Regions from separate parts of the Homo sapiens genome. Here region 1 is linked to region 2. Evidence: chromatin contacts called from ENCODE Hi-C or POLR2A ChIA-PET data. All regions are on one chromosome and are shown on one strand. Each heading gives the region's core, a stretch centred on a gene start or an enhancer-like site at or near the end of the contact. The rest is flanking DNA. Distances are from core to core; before and after follow the strand shown. Region 1 has its middle 41 kb from the start of MAB21L3. Region 2 holds the start of MAB21L3 (mab-21 like 3).

The links. A loop is a pair of places that touch in the nucleus more often than their neighbours do. ChIA-PET counts read pairs that join two places held with the same protein, here RNA polymerase II (POLR2A). Pooled maps may share reads with other maps.
Region 1: a loop to region 2 is called in a pooled map, with 2.0 times the contacts of the local background. The contact joins the enhancer-like site here to the promoter of MAB21L3 in region 2. A Hi-C loop is called at or near these places in 4 of 50 pooled maps. POLR2A ChIA-PET finds 5 or more read pairs at or near these places in 3 of 52 experiments (HepG2, activated T-cell and endothelial cell of umbilical vein).

The regions. Positions count from the first base shown.
Region 1 is chr1:116,150,609-116,153,476 of GRCh38, forward strand. No RefSeq gene overlaps it. Among named protein-coding and RNA genes, the nearest start is that of MAB21L3, 41 kb to the left of the region's middle. RefSeq lists a silencer at 1,479-1,898. Within about 2 kb of position 1,528, at least 20 of the 41 ENCODE cell types and tissues checked have a DNase peak (open chromatin) inside an H3K27ac peak, as active enhancers do; they include endothelial cell of umbilical vein, where a contact is called at or near this core.
Region 2 is chr1:116,110,002-116,113,086 of GRCh38, forward strand. It overlaps MAB21L3 (mab-21 like 3), which reads left to right and starts at 1,398. Exons shown (of 8, transcript NM_152367.3): 1 at 1,398-1,509; 2 at 1,628-1,809; 3 at 2,406-2,662. The coding sequence starts at 2,615.

The DNA of each region.
Region 1 (2,868 bases), core at 278-2,777, 41 kb after region 2:
AAATCCCATGCTCCATGCTGACATGTCCCAACCCTCCCCGAACAGCCTAACACAGCTAGCCCCCAGCACTCTTGCCCTGCACCATACTTCACTCTCCCCATAGTGGTTTGCTGGTTCTCCTATTAGAATAAATATAAACTCTATGCCGGGAGAGGGCTTGTCTTATTCACTGTTGTATTATATCTCCGGCACTTGGAACAATGCTCAGTGGGTAAGAGCTCAATGAATAGTTGTTAAATAGATAATTGCATGAAGGAATGGATGAATACATGATTTTGCTCCATAATATGTATCTGCTTTGTGGCAGGGCTTGGATTTGAACCCGGGTCTTCTAATTCTCAGGCCAGGCTCTTTCCTCTACAAAGTAACATTTTGAGAGTCTGAAGAATCCCACATCTTTAGTTTTAGAGAAAGAAAAATTGCCTCTGGCTCCAGAAGCCTGTTTTCCCAGAAGGGCCTGGCTGTCCTCACTATGCAGAACACAGCTTGATGCAGCAGAGCTTGAGAATGCACACTCATGCTGCAGAGGGGCCAGCCTGGCAGCTCATCACAGCAGCCACTGACAACTGTGGGCACTGGTGGATACTTTGTAGCAGGTGTTTGCTGGACATGCCTAGCTTAACTGGGTTCCAACGTGCAACATGTAGACTGAACAACACACACACACACACACACACACACACACACACACACACACACACACACACTGCATTTAAACAAAGCACATCAGAAAAGAGTTCAGGCTTTCACCCTCCCTTCCTGCCAAGCACGGAGACAAACAGTACTGGTCTTGGTTCTCTTTGTCTCTGAGTCTAGACCATTCATTTCCTCTCATTCAACCAGCTTTATTTTTGGCGATGTAACTTTCTTTCGTGAGCATATATATTATGTTCTCAGACTTTGTAACCTATGAATCTCCTGTGAGGACCGACCTACGAATGCTCAGAATACAAAGGCCGGAGTGAGCAGTGCTCTCTGTGAGAGAGAATGTTACGGCAAATGAAAAAACCACCTTCACCACCTAAGCAGGATTCTTGCTTCTAATGCAAAATGTAACCTCCCTCTATAGGATGGATAGAGGGATATTAGGTTGAGCACTCAACACACTGGGGTGCTTACCACAGAGTACCCCAAAGTGTGGTTTAGGTCTGAGGGACCGGGTGAGCAAGGAAGGCTGCACCGGTGTAGGGACAGGCACAGTCTGGGTCCTTTGGTGGCCGGGGGTACAAAGGAAGCAGAGCCTGGGCTCCCATCCTCTCCTGCTGTCACAGCCCCTCCATGGAGGCCCTGGCCCTTCTCTCCTCCTCTCTCCTGCCTCTTTCCAGGATGTTCTTTGCCCCACAGTGAGATGTGAGGGGCATCAAGAAGGCTCCCTGCCATTGACTCTCTCTGTCCAGGGACCGCCATATGTGACTTGTGCTGTCTGTGACCAGGACGCGGGCTCTTGAAGGAGCAGCGAGGAGCAAGAGAGAGGGGAGCGGACGCCCCGACTCGCGCAGGGCTGAGGCTGGAGGGGAAGACTCACAGGGACTACGGTCTACGGGGAGGCCGCCTTGCGCGCCGCGGCTCGGAAGCGGCAGGGGGCGCCCGCGGCTCCTCGCGGCCCCGAGCCGTGAAGGGCTGGGGAAATTCCTCCCGCTGAAGGCAGAGAGCAGACTGGGACACTGCGGTTCCCGAGAGCCGCAGCCCCGCCGCCTCCGCCCACGCTGGCCCTCGGGAGGCGGAAGACTAGCTGACGGCGGCCCCCACACGCGCTCTGCAGCCTGGGGGTAACCCTCAGCCCACCCAGTGCCCAGCGAGGGGGCTCTGATCCACAGGCTCCGCCCAGCTCCCTGGGTCCTCTTTTCAGTGGGCCTCTTTTATTGCCTAGCACTGGGGATCGGGGTGGGGGGTGGACAGTTACCCCAGTATAGATACTGGCTCATCCGGACATATCTGTGCTGCTGCAGGGCACTCAGCCTCCTTCCCTGCAAGATTAGAGGGGCTGTGGAAGACAGAAGAAAGATGCTGTGCTCTTATGGACTCCTTTTCCTTAGACTAATGCCCACGGGGAAAGGAAAGGAAAGGGAAGGGAAGGGAGGGGAGGGAGTTAAGCGCTCCATCACCCCCAGGCCAGGCGTCATGGTAGGAAGGTCATAAAGAGGGTGGGTGGGTCAGAATGCTCCAGGAAAGGAAAGGATGGGACACCAAGATTTGCAGATACTGCCTATGTGCCTGGCACATATTTTAGGGGCTTTGTGCTTTATCTCATTTAATCCCCTCGGCACTCCTTTGGAGTAGGTAGGCAGCATAAACCCATTTTGCCAATGAACACTTGGAGGCTCACAGAGAAAAAAGAACTTGCCCAAGGTCATGGGCTGGAGTGGACAGAGCCATATTCTTTATGCGTTTGTCATAATGAGTTCCTTACAGTGCAGGTGACAGGAGAGACATGAAGGCACAGCCTACCAGGACCAGAAGTCCAGGAGGAAGACTCAGTCCTTCTGCTGGGCCCTGCAACCCTATGAGCCTCGCAGGAACCAAGAGAGAGGGAGTTGAGCAGAGAGGGACCCAGAGGCACCCTCTGTGGGTGCTGTTCCCTGACCTTGACATAGAGGACATTCCTCAACATGGATGTGGGTCAAGGTCCTTCCCTGATGGTGGAATGGGTGGAGCTCGTAGTGTGACAGATGGTAGAGAAAGGTGTTCTTACAATTGCCCCTGGGCTAACATTTTCCAGTTGTACCTTTGAACGCTCTAAAAAATCCTAAAAATCACTTTCACAAAAGTTAATCATTCACTCTGCAGGCCAGATGACCTTTGCTATGTAGTTGGGGTTTTGTTTGCTTTTTTTTTTTAAAGTCTTGTAGTTTGTAATTGGACACATAT
Region 2 (3,085 bases), core at 148-2,647:
GAGATTGCGCCACTGCACTCCAGCCTGGGCGACAGAGCGAGACTCCGTCTCAAAAAAAAAAAAAAAGTCAGAGTTTGTAATCCTGCAAACTTTAACAAATTTGTATATTTAAGGTTGATTTTGATCAAGCTAACCTTCCTCCTTCTTGGAATTAAAATCTCAGACACTAAGTAAATCAGTAACAAACACTTCTGCTGGTAAACCAGGGCTAGCATTATCTCCCCGGGACTTCTCAGATTGGCAGCGTAGGGTTTTGCATGCCTTGTTAACCTGACTTGTAATAAGTTCTTAGTCTTCACAATGGAAACTGAGCCAAAGCAGGTTTACATTTCCGTACTTGCATTTGGTGTGAGTCATGAGAAAGGAGAATATTTATTTTCTGAGGAAGGAAGAGAACCTGAGCTAACTTTGAATTTCCTCAGTGGCCTAGCATACAAGTGCCTTAGGCTTACTGTAATTCAATCCTTTTGCGAATCCTATATCCAATTACCCAGATATCTACATCTAAAAAAAGCTTGTCTTCATCAAACTGTCAGACAGGAGCTGTCAGAGAGTCTATTTGTGGGACTGCCCTGTATTTCAGAGCATTTGCCCATAAGGAGCTAAATCATGGAGTAGGGAATTGGGTTGTGCCCCCACAACACACCTATTCCCTGGATATGACATCCTGGTAAAATCGGACTGTGTAGCTTCCCTGAGCACATGATTATTTCTTCGTTTCCTGATTGCTCAGTTGGCCCTGTTGGTTGCTTTCCCTGCTCACAGCCGGCAATTGTCGCTGGATCGTAGGGCAAGAGAATATTCCAGTTATAACATTTTGATCAGCTGCGGTACTGGAGCAATCAAGATAGGGCAGCCACAGGTGCAAAAATAATGAAAGTTTGTGCATCTGATGACAGGTGTCTGGGGTAACCCTCGAACATTAGGAAAGACCCCACCGGAGGAAAGGGACTCACAAGTTAATGATTACAGTGAAAGCAGAAGTAACAACAAAAATGAGCACATGAGAGAAACAGTGGGACTTTCGTAATGTTGAAAATGAGGTGGAGAGAGAATTCTAAATTGCAAGTTCAGAGAAAGAGGCTCTTGCTGTCTGTGAAAAACAAATAGTTTGGCACTACTATGATAAGAAAAGCCCAGGGAATAAGATTCTGAAAAATTTGGGAGCACTTGATATCAAAAGAAGGAGATTTAGAATTACATATAGAAACAAATGGAAAATCAAGGCTGTTTTGAGGGGTGCTATCAGAGGGTCATTGGAGAGGATGTAGCTTTACAATATTTATATCAGGCTGTGCATTGGCAGGAGTTCTGTAGAAGTTGGACTGAAAGCTGGAGGTAATGACGTGGGTGGGGCACAGAGCAGCTAGGGAGCTCTGATGCGGCTTTTGCTTGGGGCAGAGTATGGGAAGATATGCAAACGCTGAGGCCCCAAATAGTGCAGTGGCCTTTGTGGGCAGCACTTACAGGTGGGCTTGGAAACACTTGCCTTTGGAACATTGTTTAAAAGTAAGTAGTGCTCCCAGAAGGGCTGTAATTTCTTTAGATTATCTGATAGCAGACTCCGTGATGTTTACCAGCTTCAAGGAGATCAGACCATTGTGAAATTTTTTTTTTTTTTCTGTAGTAAAACTAGCCCCAGCCAGCCCAACTGGGAATTTACTGCCTGAGCTGTTTTCCAACATAAGTTTTGCTGGCAAAACCAGACGTGAGTGTTCCCTCGACTCTAAAGGGACCTGTTTACACTGACTTTATTTTTACTGCCAGCTTTCAAGTTGGAAGAGGGAAATTACGTTTAAAGGTCAGCAGGTGAGCAGAAGGATTCCTGACCAGCCATTCCTGTGGGTGTGTGCCCGTGTGCACTCTGTGTACGTGTGTGTGCCTGTGTATATGTGTGTGCCTGTGTGTACGTGTGTGCCTGTGTATATGTGTGTGCCTGTGTGTACGTGTGTGCATGCTTTTCTAAATGCCAACCGTTGTGCTCTGCGCTGGCTGACAAGACCTGATCACTTGTTTGCGGGCATAATGATGGGTGTCAGGCTGGTTGTTGGGCAGTTTCCTATTTGTTTATTGTAAAGAAGGTAAATCAATCCGTGGGATTTTCTGGCTTGGAGAGCAAGGGGTGTTTACTGTCAACAGGATAAGGACCAGGAGATATAAGATACTGAGTTCCACGGTGCATCTAGTGTTGGGACAGGAGCATAAAAGGTGGGGAGAAGCCAACTACAGGGTATTTCTGACTTGGATGGAACTTTTAAGTACTTGGGTGGGAAATACAATTTGGAAAATTGCTCTCTGGTGAAAGCACCAGTCAATGTAGCTAACTAAGGTATGATTAGGTTGGACTCAAATTCAATTTTATCAACTCTTCTTTTTAAATTCTTTTTTTTTTAATTTCCCAAAAGATGACAGATGGATTTTCACAATTTGGAAATAAAAACATGAGTGAAGGGTTCGGAAGGCAAGTCTCTGGTCCATTACACACTTCCAGAAAAACTTAGTACCCAGAGACTCACATTACTGGGAGTGCTATCTACTCACAAGTGTTGCACTCCATTGAGAAAAAAAAAAAAACCAGGAAGTTGCTGTTCTACTGAGGACTGACCAAGAAGCCATGAAATACCTTACTGTGGGAGACTTAGAAGATTGCCTACTGAATAAGGTAAGGACAGACCCGGTCTCTCCCATGAACCCCCTCCCCATTCACACTACTTCCAAACAAACCTTCGTCCAGAAAGGATCTCAGGCTCTTTCTAAAGACACATAAAATGCTCCTCAGAAAACAGACTGTCACCTATAACAATGTTTGGGGGCTTAACATATATCAGCCTTACTTCTCTTTGAGGGTCTGGTACCCAGAGACATGCTGAGTATAGAATATAGAATGGAGAGTAGGAATCTGGGGAATGAGGGGGAACTCCAGCTCTGCCACTGACACTCGTGTGGTTGTGAGTCACTTAACCTGCCTGAGCCTTGGCCTTCTTCTCTGTAAAATGGGAATAATAATAGGAGCTTCATGGGGTAATGGAAAAAGAGCTAATGAAATTAAAACAAAGCTTTTTAAAGACTGTGAAAGTACTAGGTT